Linked DNA regions of Homo sapiens: region 2 is linked to region 1. A link is an interaction called in ENCODE POLR2A ChIA-PET data of the cell type or tissue named here. Cell type or tissue: MCF 10A. All regions are shown on one strand. Links, peaks and the distances in the headings refer to the core of each region. The heading gives the core; the rest is flanking DNA. Region 1 overlaps STK24 (serine/threonine kinase 24). Region 2 has its middle 75 kb from the start of STK24-AS1.

What was found. Peaks named below come from ENCODE experiments on the same cell type or tissue, not always from the same donor. Only the 100,000 strongest peaks of a DNase experiment are listed, where the experiment ranks them.
Region 2: POLR2A ChIA-PET joins it to region 1 with 17 read pairs; 9 of 35 experiments call an interaction of 5 or more read pairs at or near these places.

The regions. Positions count from the first base shown.
Region 1 is chr13:98,477,989-98,493,444 of GRCh38, reverse strand. It overlaps STK24 (serine/threonine kinase 24), which reads left to right. Exons shown (of 11, transcript NM_001032296.4): 3 at 11,124-11,180. Among named protein-coding and RNA genes, the nearest start is that of FARP1-AS1, 50 kb to the right of the region's middle. RefSeq lists enhancers at 8,188-8,267, 8,668-8,747, 8,808-8,977, 8,414-9,105, 10,799-10,988 and 2 more. In MCF 10A, for the core only: no CTCF peak of the experiment used is centred there; DNase peaks (open chromatin) are centred at 8,444, 8,924 and 10,144.
Region 2 is chr13:98,644,267-98,659,722 of GRCh38, reverse strand. No RefSeq gene overlaps it. Among named protein-coding and RNA genes, the nearest start is that of STK24-AS1, 75 kb to the right of the region's middle. RefSeq lists an enhancer at 6,235-6,354. In MCF 10A, for the core only: a CTCF peak has its summit at 6,097 (motif pointing right); a DNase peak (open chromatin) is centred at 6,152.

The sequences.
Region 1 (15,456 bases), core at 4,000-11,999:
GTTTCTTTTCTTTTCCCTCAGATTTAGGTTATTTGTAGTTGTATTTCCCTGATTGCTTTGTAAGCATCCTTAAGTTTAAGCAGAATGTTTTTATTCCTCTTAGTATCTGCTAGAATTTAAGCACAGAAACTTCCCATTAGCAGATTTAATGTGTCAAGTTTGTGTTTATGGAAAAGAGGAACATCTCTGTACATATTGGACGCGAGCACACGCACACACGCAACCCTTTCCAAAAGAGATGGTCTGTGACATAAATCCCAAGAAGAATGTTTTAGGGAATGCCCAGTGTTCTTTCCAGTTTATTAAAGGGGATCAGGAGTTCTTAAACCTTGCATGATGGAATGAGGCACGTAAACCTTTCAAATTACAGGCAATTGTTTTCATAAATTGATGTACTTTTTGGACAGTCAGATTAGAGTTCATTGGCTTCTAAAAGGAAATCAGTTAAAAATTAAATGTTAAGAACAGTCAAAGTATTTTTCTTACTGGAATCCTTTAGAAATTAATAGTCTGTGAATTTTTTTTTCTTGTGGTTCTTATTTAGGCATCTGATGCAATGTCAGGAAATCTGGATTTGAGTCCCAGTTTCTCTCCTTCCTTGCCATGTGCAGGCATCTTAATCTGTAAAATGGGAAGAGGCTGATTACCTAAGGGGAGACAGGATGATTGGGAGAATCCAGTGGAGTTCTCTTCATGAAGTATTTAGTACAGTATGAGTTGCTGCCCCATGGTACTAATATAAGATGGTGGTATGGATCCTCCCTTCTTGACCAGGGAGAGAAAAATTGTGGGGTTGTTTTCTTCCTAAGGAAGCCTGTGGCCACCCTGTGTGAAGGAGAATGAGGCTTTCCTGCTTTCCCAGCTCAAGCCTCTTGAAAAGCCTGCATCCTGCCCACCTGGGGGTGGGCTGTGCGGAGCAAATCCTGAGGATTGCTAGGGGTGGGCCGGTGGTATTCGAGAAAAAGAGCTGAAAAAGATTTAAATACCCGGAGACTCTCATACATCACATACTCATTTCCAAAAGCACCCTTTTTTCCTCCCCTAGAAAGGGCCCTCTTTGGGCCAGCCCCTCTCACTAGACTACAGCTTCCTATCGCAGAAAGGGCTTCGCTCTTCACACATAGAACTGCACCCTCCCACTTTCTAGGAGTTCTCATCCTTCCTTAATAGGAACCTCTTCCTCCTCCTCTTCCTCCTTGATTTTGGCATTATGTTGTGATGCCCTTAAAAAATACTGTGCCCTGAAGGAGTTGCTAAAATTACCAGTTCCTTCACGTTTTGGAATTATTCAAGGGCAAAACCATTTGAGCCTCTTGCGATCTGTTGATTTGTTTACACACACACACACACACACACACACACACACACGCGCACGCACTTTAAAGGAGGTGAATTGATCTATTTCTTCACCCACCCTTTTCTGCCTATAGTTTTTATTCTTTCTTGAGTAAATTTTATTAATAAATTATTGAAATTGTCTAATTCTGTATGTTCAAATTTACTATTGTAAAATTTTGCCATGTGTTTTATTTGCATTAAAAATTTTTTCCTGTCCTTTTATTGCTCTATTGCAAATGGATATGTGATCTATTTTTTCCTTGGTTATAGTAACTGGAAGTTATCTATTTTAAAAATGATTGGATTCATTTCTCATCCCAATATTTTTGATTATTTATGCATGTATCTTTATTCTATTCTTTGCTTTCCTTCTTAGACTTTTGGATTGAACACTTAGTATTTTTTTTTTTTTTTTGGCTTAGTAATGAATGTTTGTAATGCTGTGGGTTTCCTTGAAATAAATCTTTGGCTGGATTGTATAGCTTTTGGTGTTGCAGTGTTTCCAGTATTATTTGTAGCTAACTTGTAGTGATGGTTTAGATTTTTTTCTTTGATGTGAGGATGTGATCCAGTAATTTTCAGTTGCTTCGTTTTGTTCCTCTTTGTGTTATTTCAGGTTTTATCGTGCACCCCTATGTTTAAGTTGATGTTGATGTTACAGCGGCCTTTCTCCCAGTGAACGTTTGTTGCCAGCACAAGAAAACGTTCCTTGCTTTGAAGCACTTCTTCCTGCATTTGGGGCCCTCTGGAAGAGCGAAGCCTGGGGTCTCCCTCCCCGCTCCTTTTCCTAATCAGCAGTGATCTCCCCCTACCCCATGCTCATACCTAAAAATAGTGACTAAGCCACCTGTTGGGAACTTGGACATTAGTTTAGGGTCAGCAGAGAAGGCATTGCTCGCAGGGAGATGAGAAGGGGTGTAGGTCCGGTGGGCTTCTGCATTCTTCTGTAAGGGGGCTAGCTGTACCCCCAGCTCACGGGAACGTGGTGAGGACTGGTGACATGATGTACGCCAGAAACCCAGCGCAGTGCCTGGCATCTGAAAGGGAAGGACAACCAGTGCTTCCCTCTCCACCCTAGCCTGACAGCTCCCCCGGCTTTCTGTGCTGGGCTGGTCCCCATGCATCTTTGCAGCTCTCTCTCGTTTTCTCCAGAGAACACTTCTCATTCTCCATCTAGCCTCTCCTTCACTGTGGGAAGCCTCCTCAGGTTAGTAGGCAATCAGTAGTGACATGATTTGCTACAGAAACTCCAGTGTTCTGTTTTTTTTTTTTTTTTAATGTAGGCTGCCTTCCCTATGGGAGTGGGTTGGAGACGTTGAGCTGCTGTGTGCCTAAGTTGGACGTTTTTGTTTGCGAACACAAGGGAGGATGAGGCCTTCCTTCCACATTGTCCAATCCGGGTTTTCTCCAACACTGGAAGCTGTCACTGCTGGCTGGTTCTTTTCTAATAATGATCACCTGGGAGAATGGAAGGCCGGCGCCTTTACTCCACATTCATCACGTGGAAGCTTTGACCCTGGACGTTAGTCCAACTTAGTATTGTATGTCCTGCCCCCACCCCTTTAATTGTGTTGCTGAGATAATGTAAGAGTTCAAAATGCAGTTTGGAACTAGGGTAGTACATGGGAAGAGTGACCCACAGGATGTAATGTTTTCCGGTGAATATAGGGTCCTCTTATTAACTAAAGATAATAAGTGATAGGGCTGGACTTTATTTACCTAGGGTGGCTTGCATATGATCAACATGCCCTTTGAGTTAAAAATTTGGCAATAGTTCACTTGTCAGGAAGGAAAAACTCTTTTTCTCTAGGTTAGGTTCAGCATTTGGGGCCTGCAGATTAAACTGATAAGTGACATATTAATGAGAGAAAAAGGTTTATATCTGTGCACACAGGAGCCAGCAAAGGAAGCAGCTGGCTTGCTGAATATCCCACCAGAGTGTTTCCTCAATGTCACAGAAATGCAGGCACCCATCTCCACTCCCTCCCCTACCTACCTGCTGTTGCTGTTTGTCCTGGCAGAGCTGGCTGTCTTGGGTGCAGAGGAGGACACCATCTTGGCTTCTGGCTTCTCTTCTTTCCATGCCTGTCCACTGTGGGTGCTCATCAGTGCCACTTCTAGAACCGTTTTGGGCCTTTCCCTGACCTTCTGCTTTGATTTTCTCATTGCTTTTACTTTGCTTTTCTCCTCGCTCTTACTTTCCTTTTCTCCTCATGTATTTGTTGTTGTAGGCAGTGGCTGGTCATTTGTTCTATTAGCACAAGTTTCGCTGACTTCCCATTGCTTATTAAATTAACTTTGAACACCATCAGCTGGCTTCAAGGGTGTCCCTCTCATTCCTAGCTGCCCTCTGCGAACAGGATTTTTCCTCCTCTTCTCCACCTGAGCCTGTGAGAAACACACCCCCTGCCCCAGGCTGGCAGGTCACAGCCCTTCAGGGAGCAGCTCAGGTGCCGCCTCCCTCCTGGAGGTTAGACGGACCTTCGTGAGCAACCAGGTGTTCCCTGTCTTTTGTGGCATCTGCCACTGGCTGTCTGATGCTAATTATTTGCCCACTTTTCTGTCATTAGAAGTTCCTGAAAGCCAGAGCCAGGGTGTTACTCACTCTGCGTTCCCCCTCAGCCACCCTGGGTACCTAGTAGGTATGTTATGTGTTAGATGAATCAGTTAAGAAATCCTAGCGTCTGTGAGCCTGAGGAACAACCACATAAGCTTTTCCAGCTCAGGAATGGTTCCTGCACTTTGAAGATGGTCAGGGGCTGCTCTGAAGGTAAAATAGGCAACAGGCTTGGATTTCTTCCGGGTTCGCAAGCCTGCAGTTCAGACAGAGGACACTGTGGAGTTAACACAGTAATAGTGGTTCAAGTTGATGAGTCTTGCTGTGTACACGGCCTCACTTCATCATCATCGAAGCCCCTCTGAGGAGCATGCACATTAGTCCCGGGGGCAATGGGAAGTGGAGGCTCATAGGCGAGGCCTTGTTGTAGTTGCCATCAGAGCTGGCCTGAGCCTGGATGCAAACCAGGCCTTAAGGCTTTGAGGCCACATGCGTCATCTGCGCGGAAAGGTACCTTTTACAAAAACTCACGCTCTTAAGGAAGTCTGTGACCCCGTGTGATTTTAATAAAGCCCGCTGCATTGTTTATACCTCTTGGTCTTGGCCTTTGGTTACAGCTGGTGAAATGTGGAGGCTGCCAAGGGCATTTCAGGTGCAGAGCAGAGTTGCAGTTTCGAATTCCTGTTTTAAAATCTTCACTGTTAGCTGTGTAGCATCTGCCCTTTCTCGTTTGTCTTTTTTTTTAACCTTGGTGGGTTCGTGTGACCTCTGCCAAGCTCCTGTGAGAGTTGTTAATGTGGGGGCCCTGGTTCCGGTCAATGATTCCGGGTTCTTAGGAGGCACTTCCAAATACTTTGGGGCAAGTTTGCCTGGAAGTGCTATGGTTATTGATAGTATGTCTATATTAAATTAATTTCTGTAAGCAAAAATTACCAGAAGCAAAAGCTAGTGTTTGCAGCTCCTATTACAGAAGGCGAACTTTCCCAATATGTTAAAAACTCCTACTTTAAAAAAAAGGTCAGTAACCCAATAGAAAAATGGACAAAGGATATACACAGCTCACAGGAAAGAAAATATGCATGACTCTTCAATATATAAAGATGTTCAGCCTTACAATAGGAGAAAGATAAATAAAACTCCCCTGAAGCATCCTTTGTGTATGAATGAATAACTGGCTTAATTTGCTGGGGCTGCCAGAACGAAGTAGCGCAGACTGGGAGCCTTCAGCAGGAATTCGTTTGCTAATAAACCTGGAAAGATGTTGGTAGGGTGGTTTCTTGGGAGGCCTCTCCCCTTGGCTTGTGGATGACCGTCTTCTCCCTGTGTGCTCATGTGGTCTTCCCGTGTGTGTGTGTGTGTGTGTGTGTGTGTGTGTGTGTGTGTGTGTGTCTTCATCTCTTTTTATGACACCAGCCGTATTGGATCAGGGCCCACCCTAATGAGCTCATTGCAACTCAGTCACCTCTTTAAAGAGTCACATTCTGCAGTGTTGGGAATTGGGACTCCAACATGTGAATCGTGGGTGTGTGGGAGAGGGAAGCACAATTCAGTCCATAAAAATGACCAAAAAATAATAATAAAATAAAACTTGATGACACTGTGGCATGGGAAAGGGGGAAATTAGCACCCTCAGACACTGCTGAGGCCATATATGGGACAGCCTCTTTGGAGGGTCACTTGTCAGTATCTGTTAAAAATTCAGATGGAGTCCCTTCACCCAGCAGGTCTGCTTCCAGGACCCAGCAAAACTGACAAATGTACAGCTCTTCCTTGACACCTGGGCCGTCAGAGCGAAAAATGGAAACAATGTGAGCTCAATAAGGCATGGGCTAATTATGGTTAAAAAAATGAGGAAGTCCTTTACATATGGACTGCTCTTTAAGAAACTTTAGGTAAAAAGCAAGGTAAACAACAGTGTGTGTAGAATGCCACCGTTTGGGTAAAAGGGGGGTAAAGTTTTGTAGGTATTTGCTCGTATGTGCATAACTATTTTTCTCTGAGGTTACATTAGATGTCGTGATGACTTGCTGGGGCAGGGACGGTTGGTTTGCTGGGTAATGGGGGCCCAGGGTGGGAGGGAGACTTCTCACTGTATATACTTTGGCACCTTTTAAATTTTCACTCCAGAATTTATTAATTAAATGAATACTTTTATTTCCCTGATGAGAAAATTGTATCACGAGGTCATTCATAACTTAGGTTATTTGAGGTTGTTGAAAAAACATGAAATTATTTCGATTAAAGTCATCATTGTGTTGAGAAGCCTGCTGGTTTATTTTTCTTGGGGAATGAGTGCCTCAGAAGTCATGGTTTGGAAGGTTTTATGAGGACAGTGGTTCCACATCTGCAGGACAGAGCTGGGTCCTTCCCGGAGAACAGGCTGCCACTCAGACGCTCCTGCCATGAGGCCTCTGGTGCAGAATACGTGAATCATTGTACCAGGCTTCATTTTGCTTAGAAACTACTTAGAATTGTTAATTGGGCCCTTTTGGTTTTACCAGGTTATTCAGAGGCATTTCTGGGTGATGATGTTGATAAAGCTGATAGCACTTTGCATCTGTTGAGCACCATGAATTTTGCCAAGTGCTTTCCCACTCATGATCTCATTTAATTGTCACTTGGAACTGTGAGGTTGGAAGCACCGATCTGATTCCCATCTTGTTGTGGATGAAGAATTTAGAGGGTTTAAATGACTTGCCTGATGTCTCCTGGTAAGAGCTGGTCTTCCTGCTGCAGGAGTTTCAGTGTGTAAGCCAAGACGAGGAAGAATGGCTGAACGGTGCTTCTGGTCAGGAACCATGTCAGATTTGTCAGCGTCCATCGTGGGTGTAGTTCAGCGGTTCTCTGTTGGGTGATTTTGCCCTCTGGGGGACACTGACGATGTTTGGAGACATTTTCAGTTATCAGAACCTGGGGTGTGTCACCGGCATCTAGTGGACAGAGCCAGGGGTGCTGCTGAACACCCTGCAGTGCATGGGGGAGGCCTGCAGCAGAGCTGAGCAGCTCCAAAAGTCAGTGCTGGGGTGGAGGATCCCTGGTGTGGCTGTGAAGGAGAGCCTTGCCTGCAGCCCCCAAAGCTTGTCTCTTGCTTTCCCAAGCTTATCCGTGTGTTCACCTTTGAAGGTTTCTTCCTTAGGATTGGTAGTGGTAGAAACGATTCTTTGGGATCTCATTGGAGGCACATTTCAGGGCCCTCTTCTGGCGCCCATGTTGACTGTCTGTTGTCCTACCTTCCCAGTGCAGTGCTGCAGGGGTGTGGCGCGAGTGCGGCCCACATGTATGGGCACCAGAAGACTGAGACCCGGCCTTCACTCTGTCCCCTTTTTCTTTCTTTTTTTTTTTTTTAATACTTTTAAGTTCTGGGGTACATGTGCAGAACGTGCAGGTTTATTACATAGGTATAGATGTGCCATGGTGGTTTGCCGCACCCATCAAACCGTCATCTACATTGGGTATTTCTCCTAATGCTGTCCCTCCCCTAGCCCACCACCCTCCGACAGGCCCCAGTGTGTGATGTTCCCCTCCCCGAGTCCATGTGTTCCTGTCCCTGCTCCTCTTCCGCTTCCTCCCATTTCTGTGGGAAGGAGGGGAAAGCTGCTGTCTTAGTGGCTGGCGTTGGGTGTTAGGGTCCTCCTCCATTAATGGCTGGTGCATAGAGCACAGGAAGAGAGCCCCAGAAGTGCCAGGCGGTGGTGCAGCTGCTGCCTGTGTCTAGCGGGCTCCATCCGGTCCCCCGGGCCGACCTTCAGCGGCTGGAATGCTTGCAAACCTGAAACCGCCTTCGCAAAATGATGACTGAGACTAAAGAGATCGAACTTAACTGACTCCATCTTTCTAACCTCCAAGCTGTCCTTGTTCATTCCTGGGCACAGGCTGACTTAACTTTGGGAGAAACTTACAGTTTAAACAAAGGCGGTAACAGCCCTTTGCCAAAGCAGACCTCCTTCTTGCCTGGGGACTAGATTGCTTTTGTAGGACTAACATTAGCCACAAGATTAGAAATTATGGCTTAGGAGTCAGGCAGCTTGGGGCTACAAGATTCTGAGCCTCTCTAAACTGCTCCTAAGATCAGTGCCTGAGATATTTTGCAGGCCCTGCACTTGATGGATCAGCTGGCCCCACTCAGATCAATAAACTGGTTCATCTGATCTTGTGGCCCCCACCCAGGAACTGACTGAGCACAAGAAGACAGCTTTGATTCCCCGTGATTTCATCTCTTACCAATCAGCACTTCTGGCTCACTGGCTTCCCCTACCCCACCAGCTTATCCTTAAAAATTCTCCCCGAATGCTCGGAGAGACTGATTTCAGTAATAATAAAACTCTGGTCTCCTGCACAGCTGGCTCTGCGTGAATTACTCTTTCTCAACTGCAGTTCCCCTGTCTTGATGAGTCGGCTCTGTCTAGGCAGCGGGCAAGGTGAACCCACTGGGCGGTGACACACCCAATGAGGTTGAAAAGCAGGTTCCACCCAGAGTGGAGCTTTTCCTGATGCAATATCCCACCCCCTGGTTGTTGGTGCTGGTGTGTGAGTCACAGGCCCAGCCCGGGTATTTGAGACGCAGTGACCTCAATAAGGACTTGAGCTGGTTTCCTGAGTGCCCTCTGGTGAGCCTTGTGTCTGGGTAGCCTTGCCACCCAGCGCGTCTGCTACCAGGAATGAGTTGGAGGGAAGCGGGAAGGCTGTGTTATTTCTCCATCTTCCTCTCCAGGAAGGAGGCGGCCTTGGTCCTGAGGCGGGGTTTGCTCTGGGTAGAGAGCTCTGGATGTTCTGTTGTTGCTTGCACGTCCCCAGAAGGATCAGGGCGACACAGAAAACTTGGTTGAGGTGTCTTGCTAGGGCTCCTTAAAAGGAGAAGGTAGCCAGGTGAAACTTATCTTGTTTGCTTGGCAAGTGGTGACGTACCTTCGTGGTCAGATTGAGAGAGCAGCGAACTGAGGAGGGCGGAGCTTTGGAAGTGCAGAAGGACGAGGGGGTGGTCACTTGTGCCTTGCTGCTCCAGGAAGCTGCCTGGTGACCCTCAGTCCCCTAAGTCAGCAAAAGATTGTTTCCCAGGGTGTCATATTGCACAGCTGGCTACAGTGGGAGAAGAGGCGGGGAGATTACCTCCCTGCTGGGAGCTCCCCTTGCTGTGAGCAGACTTAATGCCCAGAAAATAGAAGGGATGGGAGCCAGTGAAACCAGTTAAACAGCAGCTGTTAAAAAGGGAGTGGGAGTAGAAACGTCAGAGTTCCCAGCTCTCTTAGGGAAAAGCGATTTAGATTTCCTTTGCCATCTAGAAAGATACTGGTGTTTTCCTGGAAGAGCTTACTGTGGCATACCCATTCCCCAGGAGCAAGCATTGTGGAAGCCTGCAGGCGAGCGTGTGTGTGAGATGAAGGTGTGCTGAAGGACACTCTTGATGATGGAAGCTTCCCTGAAATCAGAACCTGGGATCACCAAGCCTCCTCAAGGCAGGTGCCCGTGACTGGATGGTTATTGAATGAGCGACATGCCTGTCCCTCTGAGTTGGGTGTCAGACACATCATTCGAGGTTTCCGCACTTGTCCGGTCAAGACTGAAGTTGTCTTTATTATCTTAGCAGTCAAGGGCATTTAAACGCTTGAAAAGCATTCAACATACATTAAAACTTGGGCTGTTTATTTGGACTGTCTTAGAATCAACTCCAGATGGCAGGATTTAGTTTGAATTGTGAGAGGAATGTATTTTATAAATGCAGTGCATCTTACCGTTAGCGCCTCCCTAGAGTCAACACGAGTTACTCTTCCTTGGTCACAGGGTCCACAGTTAACATTTACTGAGCTCGAGCACACCAGCGCTGTCCCTGAGCACTTGAGTTTGCTGTTAAGTGGAAAATGCAGAGAAGTAAACCTGAAATGAAAATCAGAGCAATAGATAATAAAAGTAAAGTTTGCCCAGGGCGTGGGGAGGGAAGACAAGTGAAGCATTTTCCTGACTTGCGGAACCTCCAAAAGCAAAAAGGCCTGGGAAGTTGGGGCGTGTTCTCAAAGGGTGAGCTCACTTGGAGTCAGCGCAGTGAGACCTGGAGTCAGGGGCGAACTGAGGGGTCTTCCTTGGGTGTTCTAAGAGCCGGACTCAGTGCTCTCCCAAAGGGACCAAAGAGCCTTAAAAAAGGTTTCTTCTTTTTTTTTCCTCCATGTGTGCAAAAGCCACCACCGAGTCCTGAGTCAGCAGCGGAGCAGGCTGACGTCTGAACCCCGTGAACCCACTGTGAACCCAAACTCTGGCGGTGGCGTCCCGTGCCAGCCATGGGTTCTTGGCTGCTCGCCGTGGCCAGGCTCTTGGCCAAGGCCTCGTGCAGAAGCTCAGGAGACAGCTGCCCGGGCCCCTAGGTCGTGAAGTGGGAGTCGGGATCCAGACCCTGCCCAGGCTGCCCCGTGCCCTGCACTGCCTGGCTCCCCAAGGAGGGCGGACAGGTTTGCGGGCTTGTTTTCCAGGGAGTAGCACTTTGGGATTTGTGGTTTTAAAAAGAGAACTCTGCAAGTCATGAGGGCTGAGTAGCTTGAAGAGAGACCACAGGGAAGGCAGGCGCAGAGCTGGGGACTGTGAGAGCCGGGGCCTTGAGAGGACACAGACATGCATGTTAGGACAGACCTGCTTTTCTGGAAAGCTCCCTGAGGGGAGACTGTGGCAGCTTTGGGAGGTGCTAGAATTGGCTGCCCTTCTGCCAAACAGGCAAGTGAGTCGGAGGCCACGCTAGGCGGCCCCTCCACTCACAGGGACCTGGAGACACACGGTAGGGGGTGGGGGGCGCAGGGGAGGCTCAGTGCTGCAGGAGGGAGGAAGAGGAGAGGGTCTTGCCTTGGCACTGCTCTCCCGATGTGTGTGACACCACTGCCTCAAGTGGCTGCAAGTTCTCAGCTCTCACTGTGCCTGAGGATCCCCCAGTGAAGTGGCCTAAAAATGGAAACACCCAGTCTGCTTTCTGAGATCCTGGGGCAGTCGGTGGAACGCATGCCCTGGAGCCCTGGGGAGTCAGGTGCGGGCCCCCGAGCACACCCCACAGCTCCCTCCCAGAGCATGATGGGGGTGTCCCTGCACTCTGGAGGTCCCTGCACAGCTCTCACTTTGACACACTTCCCGTGCTGGTACATGTTTGTAAAACTTTCTAGTTCCAATATAATTGTGAAAAATACCCTTTGATTATTAAAAAAAATTTTCCTGGATTCATTTTGAAAATGATTCTCTTCTTTTTTTTGTTTTATAGGATACAAAATTATGGATAATAATGGAATATCTTGGTGGAGGCTCCGCACTAGATCTAGTAAGTATTATGTTGGATGCAGAATACGTATCAAAGCTTTTTCTCAGGAAACCTGGGTTTTAAAGAATCCATTGCATGTATCCATTTCTTTTTCTTTCTTTCAAGTTGCATTAAAAAAGGAACCAAACTATTCCTTACGTGTTTTTTTGCTTCTTATATATCACTAAAAATTATTGGTTTACCTTTTTTTTTTTTTTTGAGATAGAGTCTTGCCCTGTTACCCAGGCTGAAGTGCAGTGGCGCAATCTCAGCTCACTGCTACCTCTACTTCCTGGGTACAAGCGATTTTTGTGCCTCAGCCTTCCAAGTAACTGGGACTACAGGTGCATGCCACCACACCTGGCCAATTTTGTGGTTGTTGTTGTTGTTGTTGTTTTTGGGTAGAAATAGGGTTTTGCCATGTTGGCCAAGCTGGTCTCAAACTCCTGACCTCGAGTGATCCCCGCTCTCAGCCTCCCAAAGTGCTGGGATTATAGGCCAGGTGCGGTGGCTCATGCCTGTCTGTCTGCTTTTGAAACCAGCTGTTTTGTTTCATGGGAAACCAATAAATGTATTCATAGAAGGAAGCAAGGAAGGATCATGCCTGGAATTATCTCAACTGAGAACAGCTGGGTAGCTTATTTTCTGAAACAGGTTCTATTTACTTTTGTAGGGCTGTTATCTCATCGTTTCATATTTCACATGACAACTTAGTTTCCAAAATAAGCATGTAATATTGTAATTTTGGAAGTAAGGGGCAGGGTGTGATTATGAAGGTCGGATGTCGGATGTGGGAGCAGTGGTCATGCCTAAGGGGAACACACACTTCCCTGCTTGCCAGCGCTCCCAGGGTGTGGAGGTGGGGCTGGCCCGCACCAGATGTCTCCTCTGAACTCTCCCTCAAGTGCCTTCTGTGGCCTCCAGTCCACATGTAAGGTAGTGGAAGCCAGGTGGAGGGTGGCTGTACCGTCCTGGTCTGTGATTTGCTTGTGTAAAACATGGCTTCCTATTGGGTTTTGATGCAGTGCTTACAGATAACCAGCATATGTCATGAGCACAGCTGAAGTCATCCTTGAAACATAGTAAATGCAAACGAATTCGTGCAGCTGTTTAGCACTTGCTGTCTCATCCCCGCTGTGGCTGTGCAGCGAAGTCACTGTGATCACTCTTTCCCCACCCCTTCTGTAAGTGCAGGTCATTTAGGTGAGTGGTGATTTTCAAGATAGGCCAGATCTGTCATTGCAGTGTTAGAGGTTGGGTCCTGGATGATAGGCGGCCATCAGGATGACAGGGCTGTGGTTGCAGGGAGAGCTGAAGTTAGCTGTGTTACTTTAGCATAGTCTACACGGGTATTACTCATTAAGGAAAGGAAACCCCTTTGAGAGGAAACTTCTTAGGCCTGGTACAGTGGTTCACGCTTACAGTCTGTTCACTTTTGGGAGACTGAAGTGGGAGGATCACTTGAGCCCAGAAGTTCAGGACTGGCCTGGGCCACATAGCAAAATCCTATCTCTGTAAAAAATTTAATTCTAGAATAAAATGAAACTTTTTTCTCACAGTAATAATAGCAATTGATAGTTTGTTTTGGGAAGATAAACTTCTGAAACTATATGTATCTGCAGAAGGCTAACGTACCCAATTTACATAATCAAATATTATTATAAACCATAAAAATAATTGATAAAAATGGTATTAAAAAGGGAGATTTCAAGAAAAATTAATATGGTATAAAATTATATTAAAAAGGGAAAAACAGCAATGTAGTGGGATTACTTTTACAACTTATTTTGGTTCCTTTCCATAAATGTACACATAAAGAGCTTTTCATTTTTTCACCCTGTTGGGAAATACTACAGAAATGTAGAAAATTACCTCATTTTATGTAATTAGATTTACTATTATCTAAGTGAATTTCATTTGTAGCATATACGAAGTTGTTTACAGGGATTCTTTTTCCAACATTAAGTCCTTCAGAAGAGCAATTCCAGGAATGCTTTAGCGTGTTCATATTTAATGATATAATAATTTATTTGGTGATAACCTTCAGATTTCTTTGAATTGCAGTCTGTGAAATTTTAGATATTACAGTTGGAAGGAAGGGTAAAACTCTCCACTTAAAAAATCCCACATAGTGTGAGACTTCCAGCAAACTGTTTTTCACTTCTGCTTAAGGAGTGCTGGTGACAAGGGACAGACATTCCTTTTTGAATGCCCCTAATCGTCTCATTTAATTGGTGCAGGAATGGAGACCCTCACGGGTGAGGGGTCTCAGCTAGGAGACCTTCAGGGTTGAAGGGTCCCAGCTAGCAGATAGGGCTGGGCCTTGACCCTTGCTCTGCCAGCTCAGAGCCTGTGGCCTCCCTTGACCCCGCAGTGTCCTCTACCAACCTCTGATGTTGTTGTCTTTCTCCATCTTTACCCTTTTCTGTTGGCCTGCTCTCAGCCCCTCAAAGAGGCCACACTTTCTTGGGAAGGGGTGTTTTGGAGGTAGGCTGGGAGCTGTTGCAGTCTTTGCTTCTTTCCCACATCCACAGCACCGGGCCCCCTCGAGGTGCAAGGGTCTCCCGGAGCTGAGGGGAACTGGAAGTCCATCTGGAAATTTACAGATGCCTGGGGCACCCTAGAGAGGGGAAGTGACTTTGCCCCAAGTTAAAAATTGGGTGGCAGACAACATGGCATATACATAAATCTCGGGCCCCACGTATCAGAGCGAAGGACGAAGCAGAGAGGCTTTAGGACTTGAAGGCTGGGATGAGCCCAGGTCTGCTGTTGGGCATGGGCATCCCTCAGCTGGCAGGGGTGCATCCCTTAGCAGCCACCTTTTCCGCTCTCCAGGTGCTTTTTAACTTTTAAAAAATGCAAATTTGGGATTTCAGGTGGAGACTAGAGACAGTATTATTAAGAGCCATGAATATAAAATAGAAAATAGGTACACATTTTATTTTGAATGCACATATTTGAGTGTGTGCTCAGTCCGTTGATTTAAAAAAATTTAAAATAAAATGGTAAATGGAAATTAAGTGTCTATATGATCCCAAGGCCGCTGGGCTCTTGGAATATAGCTTGAAAACTACTCAAGTCAGTCATCTCTCAAGTTCCAGCCGCCTTGCCTGTAGGGTGCCCTGACTTAGAAGAGCATAAGAAGTATCACACAGTCCAAGACACCCTAACTTAAATGCAGTCTGTCTTTGTAGCCCGGGGAGGGAAACCATTTTTCATTCAGCATAGAGTTGTGTGCCTCCCGCGTGTCAGGGGCTGCTCTGGCCATTGGGGATTATTGCCGTTGGACACAGCAGCGGAAAGTCCTGCTCTTGGGGAGTTCTGGTGGGGAGGTCTGTCAATTACACCGTTTGTTAGAAGGTTCCTTCCTTACAAGGAAAACAATGCAGGCGAGGGAGGTGAATGGGGGAGCTGGAGTGAGGATGAGCCACAGAGGGCCTGAGACCAGAAGGTTTTAGCTGATTAAAAGATCAGCCAGTGTTGCCAGAGAATCCGAGGGACAACCTTGGAATCTAATTACAAAGGGACAATGCTACATAAACCAGTCACTTAATCAGGCAGAGATGTTTGACGGACTTAAAAAATGAGTACACGACATGGGTTTTAAGAAATGAGATGGCATATTCATTAATGTTTAGGCCAAGTTGCCATCATAGCAGCTCTAAAACAGTGTCTCACAAAAGATAGAAATTTATTTCTCCCCCTGCACATGGGGTCAGTGGCTCTGGTCCATACCGTCACGGTCTGTGCTGGTGGGTGGCTTCAGCATCTGGAGCCCCAGGCTTCCCTTGGTCTTCAGCCATTGTCCTCTCCCACTGCCAGTGCTTCAGGGCCAAGACCAAGCAGGGGCATGGGGCACATTTGCTCCTGTCTGACCCACTGGCGAGGTCTTAGTCACCTGACCACAGGCTGCTGCTCAGAGTCTGGGAAATGTGGTTTCTTGTTGTGGCTGAGTGCCCCGGCCAATAGTCCCTGTTACAGAGCTTCGAAGCAGGGGAGGACAGGCTCGGGGAGGGGGAGTTAGAAGTCACACAGAGGTGGGATGTGGTCTAGGTTTTTTTCCTGGGTCCTATTTGAAGAGTCTGCAAGTGCCTGAATGATGGAGAGCATGGTCGCAATGGCGAACACCAGCTGCTGACTTGGAGAGCTTGGCCTGGTCCGAGCTGCTCATGAGGCACTCTGGGGGGTAGACAGCAGCCGAATACCCTTTATAGTGAATTTTGACGCAGAAAGGATTTCCCCCCAAGTAAGGAGAGTTTTATCTCTTTTTCTCCCCTTCCTCCTCGTTCCCCATGGG
Region 2 (15,456 bases), core at 2,599-10,598, 170 kb before region 1:
GCCAAGATCCTGCCACTATGCTCCAGCCTGGGTGACAGAGCCAGATCCTATCTCAAGAAAAAACAAACAAACAAAGGCAACAGTGAATCAGACCTCAGCGTAGAGTTCTCTATGCCTTCTCAGCTCTTCCTTCAAGGAACGGAGTAACTTTAATATTCAGAGATGTCCCTTGCTTTTGTCCTTGAAGAGCAGCGAGTTGAAAATATTTTTTTATTATGATGAGCCAGTGTACAGTTTTTTCCTTATAAAAAATAACTCCTAGATGAGGTCAAATTCTTTTCTCATTTGAAGCCGTGTGCCCTCATTTGATGTGGAAGTGTTGGAGAGAGCTAGGGAAAGGCTAAACACTAAAGTCTTAGAGAAAAGGCTCCTATCTCACCAAAATGGTTTATCCCGTATTTTGAGAAGGTGTAAATTCAGCCATGTGGGATGTTCTAGGGCAGGGGTCCCCAACGCCCGGGCTGCAGATTGGTACAGGTTGGTGGCCTGTTAGGAACCGGGCAGCACGGCAGGAGGTGAGTGGTGGGCCAGTGAGTGTTCCTGCCTGAGCTCCGCCTCCTGTCAGATCAGCCACCACACTAGATTCTCATAGGAGCTCGGACCCTGTTATGAACTGCGCCTGCAAGGGATCTAGGTTGAGCGCTCCTTATGAGAATCTAATGCCTGATGATCTGAGGTGGAACAGTTTCATCCCAAAACCATCCCCGCCATGGAAAAATTGTCTTCCACGAAACCAGTCCCTGGTGCCAAAAAGGTTGGGGACTGCTGTTCTAGGGTTGTAAAAAAACAACCAGGCCCCAAATGTCCATACCATCAGAGACTGGATTAGACACTGAATGTCCTTGGCAACGCCAGTATTCTTTGTTTTTGTTTGTTTGTTTTAGTTTTTGTTTTAAGACAGAGTCTCACTCTGTCACCCAGGCTGGAGTGCAGTGGTGCAATCTAGGCTTACTGCAACCTCCGCCTCCCGGGTTCAAGTGATTCTCATGCCTCAGTGTCCTGAGTAGCTGGGACTACAGGCACCCACCGCCACACCTGGCTAATTTTTGTATTTTGTTTTTTTTAGTAGAGATGGGGTTTCACCATGTTGGCCAGGCTGGCCTCGAACTCCTGAACTTAGTTAACCTGCCCGCCTCATCCTCCCAAAGTGCTGGGATTACAGGCATGAGCCACCGCGCCTGGACCTTTGTTTGTTTTTGTGTTTGTTGTTATCGTTCACAAAAATTTTGTAGGCCTGACAGAATTAAGGGACTGGGATGAAGAGAAAGGAATCACATGCCAACATGGGGGTTGAGATGTGATCTTGTCGTTAAAACCTGGCTGACAATGGACAAAGAGCCACTCCCTTGCATGGTGACTGGCTGACAATGGACAAAGAGCCACTCCCTTGCATGGTGACGACAGTCATGTGGGCTTAGTCCAAGAAAGTTCTCAAAACAACGCCCGTGTGAATACTTAACCCAATGAACACACTGAGTTTCACTTTCTGGATCTTTTTTGAATTAGGAAAAATGCTCTCAAAAATCTCTCTGAGGAGTACTGCAGAGAGTATTTGCAAACTCCCTCTGTGTTCCAAAGACCTTTCAATATAATTCCGAGGCCCTCTCAGCCGTTCTCAGGTTCGTGGGCAGCCTCACATTTGCGCATTTCACTTTCTCTTCCATTTGTGCGCTTACTCACCTTACGACTTCATATGCATTCCTGAGCCTTATTTTAGCCAACACAGTTTTCAGTGCAATTAAAATTCCATTAAGAAGAAAACACATGCAAGACAGAACTAAAACATGCTTGTCAATGGAGAATGCTAACCATTCAGATCCTGGTGTCCTTTTCATCCCAGGCTCCAAGCAAAAGAAGTGAACCTCCTTTGACCTGGATACCAGCGAATTTCAGAGCACATGTGTTAGCCTAATGATGTTAAGATGCTCCGATAAAAATAATTTACCGGTTGAAGAACAGCAAGTTGAAAATGTTTTTTATTGTGATGAGTCAGAGTACAGTTTTTTTTCCTAACAAAAAATAACTCCTAGACAAAAAATAACTCCTATTCTCATTTAAAGCAGTGTGCCCTCATTTGATCTGGAAATGTCCAAGCGAGCCTGAATGAGTAATGAAGAGCTTGGGGGAAGCACAGGACTCTTCGAGGGCTTCACTGCTTCCTGCAGGGAAAGCAGTTACCTGTCCCAACCCCAGCCTTGCATCTCACTTGCTCTTTTTTTTTTGTTGTTGTTGTTTTTGAGACAGAGTCTCACTCTGTCGTCCAGGCTGGAGTGCAGGGGCGCAATCTCGGCTCACTGCAACCTCCGCCTCTCGGGTTCAAGCGATTCTTCTGGCTCAGCCTCCTGAGTAGCTGGGACTACAGCTGCTTGCCACCATGCCCAGCTAATTTTTTGTTTTTTGTTTTTGTTTTTGTTTTTGAGATTGAGTTTCACTCTTGTCACCCAGGCTAGAGTGCAATGACGCAATCTCGGCTCACTGCAACCTCCACCTCCGGGGTTCAAGCGATTCTCCTGCCTCAGCCTTCCAAGCACCTGGAATTACAGGCACCCGCCACAACCCATTGCTAATTTTTGTATTTTTAGTAGAGACGGGGTTTCACCATGTTGGCCAGGCTGGTCTTGAACTTCTGACCTTAGGTGATCCACCCGCCTCAGCCTCACGAAGTGCTGGGATTACAGGCATAAGCCACTGTGCCCAGCCTAATTTTTGTATTTTTAGTAAAGACGGGGTTTCACCATATTGGCCAGCTGGTCTCAAACTCCTGACCTCGTGATCCACCCGCCTCAACCTCCCAAAGTGCTAGGATTACAGGTGTGAGCCACCGAGCCCAGCCCTCACTTGCTCTTAACCATACTGCAGAAGAATACAATGCGATTTCCAAATGAATGAAGTTGACACTTAAGAGAACCAGCAGATTCACAGCAATGGCTGGCTTAGACCAGCCTGGGGACTCACTATCTAAACGTGCAAAAACCATTGACATCAGATATTTTTTACCAAAGCAGTTTCTCAAGGTCAATTACCTGCCTCAGTTAGCATCATACAAAAACTTATTTTTAAGTTTCCTGTGGCAAAAAGCATACGCCTATCACACTGATATTTCCACATGGCTTGGCCAGAGTTGCTTCCTAGGGCTCTGGGCTCCTCTGCCCCAGGCCCAATCAGAATGCATCTATGGTCTTTCACCTCTGCCTTTGGCTTTAGCTATTACCCTATGAGCTCAGGATCCCACCTCCCTTTTCACCACCTTTGCACACAGAATTTCAGGTCCTTCTCTGCCTGAGGATTCATCATGGCAGTGATTCCCATTTGGCATCACCATCCCACATTTTGCTGCCTCTGAACCTTGTCTGCTGTGAAGACTTTCTTGGCATTCAAGGCTTGCATTTATCCCTGGACTTTGATGTTCAATCCTAGCGTGTACGACTTCTGTAACTAAGCCAACATGGCGGCAAATGCCTGTAGTCCCAGATACTTGGGAGGCTGAAGCTGGAGCATGGCTCGAGGTCAGGAGTTCAAGACCAGCCTGGGCAACATAGACAGACTCCCGCCTCTTTAAAAAAAAAAAAAAAAAAAAAAAAAAAGCCGGCACAGGGGCCCACGCTTGTAATCCCAGCACTTTGGGAGGCTGAGGCGGGTGGATCACTAGGTCAGAAGTTCAAGACCAGCCTGGCCAACACAGTGAAACCCCATCTCTACTAAAAACACAAAAATTAACTGGGCCTGGTGGCGGATGCCTGTAATTCCAGCTACTCGGGAGGCTGAGGCAGGAGAATCACTTGAAAGGTGGAGGTTGCAGTGAGCCGAGATCACACCACTGCACTCCAGCCTGGGCAACAGAGCTAGACTCCAACTCAAAAAAAAAAAAAAACACCCAAGACTCCTACCTCTTTAAAACAACAACAACAACAACAACAACAACAGACTCTGTACTCTAGACTTCCCTGTCCAGCCTCAAGTGTGAGTTCCTACACTCCTGGTCGTGGATCTGCCCAAACTTCCTCCTCCTACTTCTCCCCGTGGTCTTCTATCCTCCAACGTGAACAAAGAGTTCATGGACCAGGTCAGGCCTAGAGGCCTCAAAGTCACTGTTAGAATCCCCAAGAGGCAGCCTCACAAGACTCAGGTGATGATGCCAGCTCTCTCCCTAGTCTAGTGGTTTTCAAAGTGTGGTCCCTGGACCAGCAGCATCAGCAGCCTCTGAGAACAACTTAGAAATGCGCCTTCTCAGGCACTGCCACAGCTGTATTGAATCAAACACTCTGCTTTAACCCTCCACACTTGTGCTTTAACGAGTCTCCAGATGATTCTGATATGGAGAGGGGAAGTGCGCAGGGATTTCAAGGAAGGCTTTCCTGACGTCTGTGTGGTTCAGGCTGTCACCCTGAGAATGCACAGCCCTCAGTTGGCCCCCTGGAGCCACAGCCCTGGAATTTGGGGACTATATCAGGAAGTCACTCAAATACCCCAAAACAAGAGTCAAAGATTTCCTGAAACGGGACCTTCAGGGAGACAAACGGGATATGGCTCAAGCCATCCTGCATCCACACCACTTCCAAGCCCGCATGCTCCACTGGAAGCCATCATCTTCCTCCACTCCAGCAAACAGACCACATTGTAATGATCCCAAGGACCACCTGACGCAGACCTGGATGAGAAAAGTTGATCCAGGAAATCCAGGACTAGGGGTAAGGGCCCTAATTTTATTTGTTTATTTTTTTCAAGATGGAGTCTCACTCTGTCGCCCAGGCTGGAATGCCGTGGCTCGATCTTTGCTCACTGCAACCTCTGCCTCCTGGGTTCAAGCAATTCTTGTGCCTCAGCCTCCAGAGTAGCTGGGATTATAGGCGCCCACCACCACGCCTGGCTAATTTTTGTATTTTTAGTGGAGATGGGGTTTCACCATGTTGGCCAGGCTAGTCTCGAAATCCTGACCTCAGGTAATCCGCCTGCCTTAGCCTCCCAAAGTGCTGGGATTATAGGTGTGAGCCACCGCGCCCGGCTATATGTATTTTAATTTCTGTTTGTCTTTATTTTTTCATATATACGTGTGTGTGTGTGTGTGTGTGTGTGTGTGTGTGTGTGTAGTATGTAGGTATGTATGTACTGAGCTCCAAGATACCTGGAAAGATGTAAATTAGAATTAGTTCTAATGTTCTAATCTCAAGTTAATTAAGTATATTACTGCTACTGACTCATGCTCCAGGCACTGTACTTGGAGTTTCGTGGTTGATCCTCAGAACAACCATGTGTGGAAAATATCTATTGATGGAGGGCTGTGGAATGGTGGAAGAGCTGGCCGGCAGTCGGATCAGCTGGGATATCTGTTGATGGAGGGCTGTGGAATGGGGGGAAGAGCTGGCCGGCAGTCGGATCAGCTGGGATATCTGTTGATGGAGGGCTGTGGAATGGGGGGAAGAGCTGGCCGGCAGTCGGATCAGCTGGGATATCTGTTGATGGAGGGCTGTGGAATGGTGGGAAGAGCTGGCCGGCAGTCGGATCAGTGGGGTATCTGTTGATGGAGGGCTGTGGAATGGTGGAAGAGCTGGCCGGCAGTCGGATCAGTGGGGTGTCTGTTGATGGAGGGCTGTGGAATGGTGGGAAGAGCTGGCCGGCAGTCGGATCAGCTGGGATATCTGTTGATGGAGGGCTGTGGAATGGGGGGAAGAGCTGGCCGGCAGTCGGATCAGCTGGGATATCTGTTGATGGAGGGCTGTGGAATGGGGGGAAGAGCTGGCCGGCAGTCGGATCAGCTGGGATAGCTGTTGATGGAGGGCTGTGGAATGGGGGGAAGAACTGGCCAGCAGTCGGATCAGCTAGGTTTGGGTCTAGTTTGCGGCTAATCACAAACTGTTACATGGGAGATATGTAGTACTGAAATTGGGGGCTTTTGCTGATGGCCAAAAAAACAAAGGTGCTCAATGAATAAATCTTGGTGAAGAGTGGATCCCTCCATTTTACACATAAGGAACAAAAAGCTTTGGAGAGGTCAGCCAGAGGTTCTCAGCACCGGCTGTGCACGAGAGTCACCTGGAGGGTTTTAAATGCCCAATCCCTGGTAATCCCCAGACAGGGCAGCCTGGTTGAAAACCCCTGCGTTAAATATGTTGCAGGCAATCCCATGGCCAGTAGGTGGCAGGGCTGTGACTTGAGCCCAGATCTATTGACGGGAACCCAAGCTCTGGCTTAAGGAGCCAGTTCCTGGAGCTGGAAGTGCAGGTAACACCTCCAGGTCACAGAGCAGATGTACCGTGAGAAGCCTGACAGTAGAGACTGGGCTTCCCTCAACAATACTTGCCACGGAGGGATGGTATTTTCCCACTTGAGAGCCTCCATTTCAGGTTGTGCTGATCACAGGGAGAGAGAGAAAGACTCTTTAGAAACAGAGCAATATGTGAAGCCACTAAGAAGAATCTAAAGGTTTCCTTCTAATTAAAGGGATTACTCTGCCACGTTTAGGAGACAGAAAAATGCTGCCCCCTAACATTCTATGGAGCTGTACACATCACAGTGTACGTCCATACCTACTTCCCAGCTCTGCCACTTCCTAGCTGAGTGTCATTGGGCAAGTTACTTACCCTCTCTGTTTCTCAATTTTCTCATCTGAAAAAGTGGGATAATGATAGTATCTACACCAAAGAGCTTCTGTGATGATCACATGATATGTGAAGCACTCAGAACAGGGACTGGCCCATGGAAAGTGCTCAAGAACATCAATTATTACATTTGGACTTCACAACAACATCCTACAGCTCAATGTCTCACCCCAAGTTAACAGCCAGCAACCCAGAGCTGGCATCAAACCTTCCTAAGTCTGGGTCGAAAGGACCTGTCTGTCTACACCTGCACTGCAAAGGTCCTGTCTTCATCCTCTCTCACCTGGGCCAATCAGTGGCTGCCTACCTTTGTCCCTGTCTCCAGGCCCTTCTTCATCTAATTTATCTATCCTTTTTATTGATATGTTTTTAACTTTTTATTTATTTTTGTTTTTATTTTCATGTATTTTGTTTTATTATAAAAGTAAAATACTTTATTTGTACAGATAAAATTTGAAAATTGTGGGTTAAGAAAAATCCATCAGTAGTCCCACTGAATCTGGCCACAATTCTTTGCTGCAATATGATGCCTTGAGCACACAGTTCTTTACATAGCTGACCTCATTCTATAGAGTGCAGAAGAACCACCTGGAAAACTCATTTAAAGTTCAGATTCCTGGACTCTAGCCCCAAAAGCTCTGATCCAGCAGCCCTATGACTGGAGACCTAGATACTTCTGAGAGCATTGCCTTTGAGAAATCTTCTTGTACAGGGCTGTAATCTCGGCATCATATACATTCTAGTCCTATTTCACTGAACCATTTCACCATAAGCATCTTTCCTTGTTGCCACATGGGCTCCACACTGTAATTTGGCCTTTACAGAGCTTCCGTACATCTTAATAATGTCACAGTGCAGGTGGTATTTTCCTAGCTGACCCAGCTCAAACTCTTCCTCTGGTTTTGTTGATCTCAGATGAAGGGTATGGGATCTGGCAGAAGAAATACAACATTGCATCAAGGGGACGCATAGTCATTTCCCTCCATTGGAACCTTTACATTGAATCTGTTTAAGCTCTCCAGGCAAGTCTGAGTGTGATTAAGCCAAGTAGGGGCTCCGGGGTGGAAAATGGGACCAAGATCTGAGCAGGTACAGTCCACCGAGCAAAGTCAAAGTCTGGAGCGGGAGACTGAAGATTGAAAACATTCCAGAAGCCAGTGGTTGGAGCAGCTGGAAGAAGAAGGCCCAAACCACCAGGGAAGGGACTTGAGTGAGGCGGGTGCCAAGGGCACGGGAGTTGAGGAGACACAGCCTCCTTTGTTTCACAGGGGTCTGCCCCACCCTGCTTACCACATGAGCCTTGACAATCGCTCCAGAGAGTCTGCTTTTGAGAATCTCTTGTAATCTGTTTTACCCTGGAAAAAACTTTTATGTCTACTGATCTGCTGGGGCCCATCTACCTGACCCATTCCTATGACTTAAAAGGCCCTCCCTTTTTCCTAACCAGGTACCCTACTGTCTTGCTTAACTAATATGATTATGTCCTCAGCTGGACTAATGGGGGGGACCAAATCCTTCTAGGGGAGAGGGAGAGACAAACAATCAGGTGTTTCTGAAACCTTATCTCCTCTCTCCATCAGCGATGTCGACCATGAAGGATTGGACAAGACTATATATTTCAGGAGCACCGCTCTGGTATGCAAATCTGTGCACAGAGACCCATGACTGCTGAAAACCAGTTTTAATACCTGGTTTCTGAAAGACTCTTCCAGAAGCAATGTGGGTCTTCATCTTGTTGCTATGGAGGTTGCCAAAGGCCTCCAGCTCAGTTTCCAGAATTCGCAGCGTTAGAGATCCCACCATTCAGACTTATTCAAGTCCTTTCCCATGGGCAAGACTCAACAAAACCAACATGCTCACTCACACATTTACAGTGAAAACAGTCACATCTTCATTTTAGCAGGTCAATAACCTTGGAAAAAAAAATACATTCGGATTGGAGTTGTGCTGTGAATATGAAATTAAAATAGAAGAAGCCAGCTGTTGGAAGAAATATTTTTACCAAGCCATGGTCAGCTAATAAGTTCCCATTCTCCACTATCGAGAGACAGATACTGTTTATCCTGCTTGTGAACCCCTTTCCTTTCTGATTTCTGTGTTTCTGACCAATTCCTTTCTCTTCACCTTTCCCTTCTCAATGCTCCAAGCCAACTCTCAGAACTCAACTCACAAAAACATTGCACCATCATCATCCTTTGCATGGAGTTCGTGCCAATCCTAGTTGCACTTCCTCATCAGAACCTGACTATTTTATGATCATTTCTCAAAGCTTCTCTTCTCAGTCCTTGCTGCTGTCAGTTTCCCCTTCACCAAGTGCTTGGCCTCCTTGTCTAGAACATCCTTGCATGTCTTGGAATTCATGTAATCAAGGAAGAGGAGGCTCGGAAGCATCCGAGCTATGCCACCACACCCCTCGGGATGGCAAGCTTGAGAAACTGGCTTTGCAGGAAGCTTGCTGCAGTGAGAAACAGGCTTTATAGACAGGGCGATTGGCATGAAGGAGCCTTGTGAAGGTAGGAATGTATGTCACAGGCACAGTTTTGGGACAAAGTCCAACTCCGTACGTCCACAGGTGGAGCCGATTCCTGTCAGGTCAGTCTCCATCTAGGCGAAGCCCTTCCAGGAAGGGCACCGAGTTCCAGGGCTCGATGACATCACTGGGGCAGAGCTGCAGGACCAGCCCCTGCCCCTGCTCACTCTCTGTGCCCTTTGCAAACAATGGCCTGCCCCAGGGGACCAGGGTAGAAGCCTCCACCCTGTCTTTGCTTCTCTTATCTCTGAAGTATGGTTTCTCAACCTTGGCACTATTGACACTTGGGGCTGCATAATTCTTGGCTATGTGGGCTACCCTGTGCATTGGAGGCTGTTTAGTAGCACCCCTGGCCTTGACACTAGACGCTTCGTTTATGTCAAGGAAAAATGTCTTCAGACATTGATAAATATCCCTTCTGCGGGGCAAAACCACCCATGGATGAAAACTACGGATACCAAGCTGCCCTCCACTTTCAGAGCAATAAGAAGAGGACACAGGGCCTCTGCTTTCAAGTGGGTGCAGAAAGTAAGACTGGAGCGAGGGGAGGGTTGGAGCCAGCAGGTAAATGCTGTAACAGAGGCTTAGGCAATCCCCTGCCGCTGCATCTCAAACACTTGTTTGTGCAACAAATAATTAAATATGCTATGTGCACAAATCTGCCCATTTGTAGATTCTGGACAATTTCAGAGATACCCTCCTGTCCCCTACCACGAGGCTACTTGCATCTATTATGTTTACCCATGCCAAGTCAAACAGAAGACTCCTCTTTTAAAGTCCTCAAAGCAAAGTTCTCAAAGTCCAAGTTCACCACCAGCATCTTAAGAAGTGTGATTGTTGGCTGGGCGCGGTGGCTCATGCCTATAATCCCAGCACTTTGGGAGGCCGAGGCAGGCAGATCACGAGGTCAGGAGTTCAAGACCAGCCTGGCCAACATGGTGAAACCCTGTCTCTACTAAAAATACAAAAATTAGCTGGGCATGGTGATGCTCACCTGTAATCCCAGCTACTCAGGAGGCTGAGACAGGAGAATCGCTTGAATCCGGGAGGCGGAAGTTGCAATGAGCTGAGATTGCGCCACTGCACTCCAGCCTGGCGACAAAACGAAACTCCATCTCGAAGAAAAAAAAAGAAGAAGAAGTATGATTGTTGTTGTCAATGATGATGTTATTACTGCATAAACAACATTAAGGAAAATTTAAAAAACAAACTGGGCTAGGTATGATGGCTCACACGTGTGATTACAGCCCTTTAGGGGTCTGAGATGGAAGGACTGCTTGAGGCCAGGAGTTTGAGACCAGCCTGGGAAACACAGCAAGACCCTGTCTCTACAAAAAATAAAACAAATTAGCCAAGTGTGGTGGTGTGCTCCTATATTCCCAGCTTCCTGGGAGGCTGAGGCAGGAGAATCCCTTCAGCCCAGGAGTTTGAGGCTGCAGTGAGCTATGATGGTGCCACTGCACTCCAGCCTGGGTGACAGAGCAAGACTCTATCCCTTTAACAAAAACATGACAAATTCTACTGTTATATTATCTCTCCAAATCAAGTGGTTCTCCTTTCTTCATTTCCCTCCAGCCCTTTACCATACGAATACATGCTTTTCTTACACATAAAACTCTTGAGTAGACCCATCTTCAATTTTCAACACAACTTCTCCTGAACATTTATGGGATGATGCATACATGAGGAGTCCTTCTGATGTAGAAAGATATCTTGAGCCAGGCACGGTGACTCACACCTATAATCCCAGCACTTTGGGAGGCTGAGGCAGGAGGATTGCTTGAGCTCCAGGGTTCAAGACCAACCTGGGCCACATACTGAGACCTTGTCTCTACAAAACATCAAAAAAATCAACCAACTGTGGTAGTGCACACGCATAGTCCCAGCTACTCAGGAGGCTGAGATGGAAGGATGGCTTGAGCCCAGGAGGTTGAGGCTGCAGTGAGCTGTAATTGTGCTTCTGCACTCCAGCCTGAGCAAAAGAGTGAGACCTTGTCCCCAAAAAAAAAAAAAAAATTGAATGAAAATCTACGAACAAATGTACATACCTTTTGCAACAATTCATTCCGCTGTGACCTAATATTTACTATAGGGCATGGAGGAAGTCAGTTTCAGTCTGGATTCCTCAGAATTGTCTACCTCACTCTGCTCAATGATTGAACTTTAAACAAGAAGTGACCTTAGGTATCACCCAGAGTTCTCTCACTTTACAGATAAGTTACCTGTGGCCCAGATAAGTTGACTTTTCTGCCAAGAGAATATGAATAGTAGATAACAAGACTGGGAAGAAATCCCAGCCCTCCTGACTCCCTGAAGCTGGTGGCTTCTCTCCACACCCTTCCTTACTGAACACCCATAAAGTTCACTGAAGGAAGCAGAGATCAGAATGTAGCAACGGTATTAGACACCCATAAAGTTCACTGAAGGAAGCAGAGGTCAGAATGTAACAACAGTATTAGAAAGAAGCTGATACAAACACAGTTGATTTTCACAAAATGTTTTTTATTGTTTGTTTGTTTATGAGAGACAAGGTCTCACTTTCTTGCCCAAGCTGAAGTGGAAGACAGATTATAGCTCACTGCAACCTCAAGTGATCCTCTTGCCTCAGTAGCTAGGACTATAGGTGTGAGCTATTGTACCCAGCTAATACACACACACACACACACACACACACACACACACATTTTAATTATTATTTGTAGAGACAAGATGTTGCCCAGGCTGGTCTCAAACTCCTAGCCTCAAGCGATCTTTCCATTTCAGCCCCCCAAAATACTGGGATTACAGATGTGAGCCATCACGCCTATCTGATTTTCACAAAGGGTTTTAATTCAGTTTCCTGTACTGTAAGGGTTCTGGTTCTGGGTGTGTGACATACAGTAGAAACTGCCCTAGATTAAAAGTTAGAAAATATGGGTTAAATCTGATCTCTACTATTAATGAGCCCTAAAACCCAAGATGAATGGCTTAACTTCTCCGATCCTTGGTTTCTTCATCTGAAAAAATGTCAGAAATAATTCCTATCAAGTGTGTATTAAGAATCTGAACAAGTTATATTGTTTGAACCAGTAATCTCCTGCTTCAGGAGTTTTATCAATAAAAAACTCTGGTACCTAGAAATAGTATTATGTACAAAAGCACGTAACTACTCCTCTGCTGGTAATTACCATGTATTGAGCCTCCTATATGATTGCTACTGTGCTAGCTGAGTTATGTAATGGTCTCTAATCTCCATAACAAATCAGAGAGATGAGTATTATAGTGTTTATTTTACAAAGGAGAAAACTGAAGGCCAGGGAGGAAAAATGCCTTGTCCCAAATCACCCAGATGGTGAGTGGTCGGAGCAGAGGTCAAACTCCCATCTGCCTCTCTCAGCCAATTTTCCTCCCATTATGCCTTGTTATTTTTTTTGTAATGGCAAATATTTGGAAACAAACCTAAATAACCAATAATAGGGTTTGATTTAAAAATTCTAGAATGGAATATTTTCAGCTATCAAAACATTGTTTCTTTAAGGTTTATTAATCACTTGGGTTTTTTGTTTGTTTGTTTGTTTGTTTGTTTGTTTGTTTTGAGACAGAGTCTCACTCTGTCACCCAGGCTGGAGTGCAGTGACTCGATCATGGCTCACTACAACCTCCACCTCCTGGGCTCAAGTGATCCTCCCACCTCAGCCTCCCAAGTAACTGGGACTATAGGCATGCGCCACCACACTTGGATAATTTTTAATTTTTTTTTTAGAGACACAGTTTCACCATGTTGTCCAGGCTGGTCTTGAACTCCTGGGCCACCTGGCCTCCTAAAGTGCCAGGATTACAGGCGTGAGCCACCGCGCCTGGCCTTAATTACTTTCAACAAGATGCTTCATGGGCTCTTCTGCCTGATGGAGCTAGAGGGGCACTAAGATAGAAGGGAAGGGTCTCCATGCCCAGGCCTGGGCGGGGAAGGGTGGTGGCAGGAATGGATCACCCACCTGTGTGATGAGGCATTCGCAAAGATACCAGACCAGGGGATCAAAGACCTGAGCAAGTGCAAAGCCAATGAGAACTGAGTGTAAACTCACATGTGAAGGTGTATTAGTTAGAATGTAGGTTTGGTTGCTCTGACAGGGAAACTTCTATTTAACAAGGTGGAAGTTTAATTATCTTGCAGAGACATCCAGGCAGGTTGTCTGGGAATCCTAACATCATCAGAGACCCAGTTTCTTTTCCTTCTGTGACTTACCATTCTCAGCACAGCCTCCATCTCATAGCGCAAGATGACTGCTCCAGTCCCCACATTCTAAAGGAGGAGAAAAGGGGAAGAAAAAAGAACACCCCTTCCCTGCAGGACCACAGCCTGGAAGTTACACGCGTCAGTTCTAGGCACACCCTGTTGGCTAGAATTTGGTCACGATGATGCATTCATGCAAAAGGGTCTTGGAAATATAGTCAGTAGAGCTACCATATGCCAAACCCAGAATCCCAGTTATAGCAAATAAAGGGAGAATGGATGTCAGGGACAACTAGAACAGAGGGCTAAGGCAAGGCAAGCAAGACACGGGTCATTGTCCCGTAACCATCTCTGGGGACTCTGAAGGGGGTGTTAACCACGAAAACACAGCAAAACATCCCCAAGTCCATTTTACATTGCTCTAATTTTCTAGGAATTCTCCTTGTTACATCTGCTTCAATCTCCCCCAACACCACCTTCATAAGAGATATTGGGTAAAGTTTTACATGATTTCTCCTGGCCTTTTTTTTTTTTTTTTTTTTTCTGAGACCAAGTCTTGCTCTGTTGCCCAGGCTGGAGTGCAATGGTGTGATCTCAGCTCATTGCAACCTCTGCCTCCTGGGTTCAAGCAATTCTCCTGCCTCAGCCTCCCGAGTAGCTGGGATTACTGGCATGTTACTACCACACCCGGCTAATTTTTCTGTATTTTTAGTAGAGACAGGATTTCACCATGTTGGCCAGGCTGGTCTCAAACTCCTGACCTCGTGATCCCCCCGCCTTGGCCTCCCAAAATGTTGGGATTACAGGCATGAGCCACCGCACCCAGACTTCTCCTGGCTTTTTAAGGTCATGTATGTTTTTGTTGGATAAGACACTGTGCTGAGATTGGTGGCTCAAGCTAACAAGTTATTATTTGCATTATATTGGGTTTAAGAACCAGGACAAAAGATTGTATGTAAAAGAGAATCACAACTTTGATTTTTAAATGCACAGGAAGAAAATTTGAGGGTAAACCTACCATTTTGTGAGTGTATTTTTTGGGTGTTAAGGTAAGTTTTTTCTTTAAAAATATTATTTTCCAGTTTCCAAAGTTTCTGCAATGAACATCTATTAATTTTATATTCGGACATTTTAAATGCTTATTTAAAAACTACTGCCTACTTGTCAATTCTTATGTAAAACCAATGAATGTAATGTAGGTGAAATGCCTTAAACTATAAAGGAAAAATTGAAAAAGCAAAATTTTTAGTATGTGTTATACTGGTGATTATCCAAGGAAAGGGTATTACTACAAGGCAGTGGATTTAAGTGTAATTGATTCTTCTAATGCTAAGAAGATCAATGGTGTTCTGAAAGAATCTTTTTTGGTATTAAGGTTCTCTGTCATACTGGCTAATATTTAATATTCACTTACTATTTGCAAGACACAGAGTCAAGGGTTTTGCGCATATGATGATGTTTAATTTTCACAACATTCTTGTGAAAGAGGGTCTCTCATTATTCCCTTTTTCAGACAGAAATGGAGGCTTCCATTTCTGATTAAGTAATTAGCCCAAGATGCACAGTTAGTGATCTAAGAAAGAAAAACCTCCTGAAAGAAAGACAACCGGAACGTCCTACTAAAAGATCACGCTACCTGTCATACCTAGGGAAACTGACCCAGAACAGCCAGCACCAAGTCATATTTTAGCAAAACAATTGGACAATAGAGGAAGAAAAGGGATTTTTTTTTTTTTAAGACAGGGTCTTGCTCTGTCCTCCAGGCTTGAGTGCAGTGGTGTGATCTCAGCTCACTGCAACCTCCACCCCCTAGAGTTCAAGTGAGTCTCGTTTCTCAACCTCCCAAGTAGCTAGGATTACAGGCATGCACCACCACACCCGGCTAATCTTTGTATTTTTATTAGAGATGGGATTTCACCATATTGGCCAGGCTGGTCTCGAACTCCTGACCTCAGGTGATCTGCCACCTCGGCCTCCCAAAGTGCTAGGATTACAGGCATGAGCCACTGCATGCAGCCAAAAAAAAAGGGGATATTGAAGCAAAAAAAAAAAAAAATCAAGTCGCTTTTTAAAAAAGGGCATCACAGTGTCATCAGACTTGTCGGCTGCCACTGGTT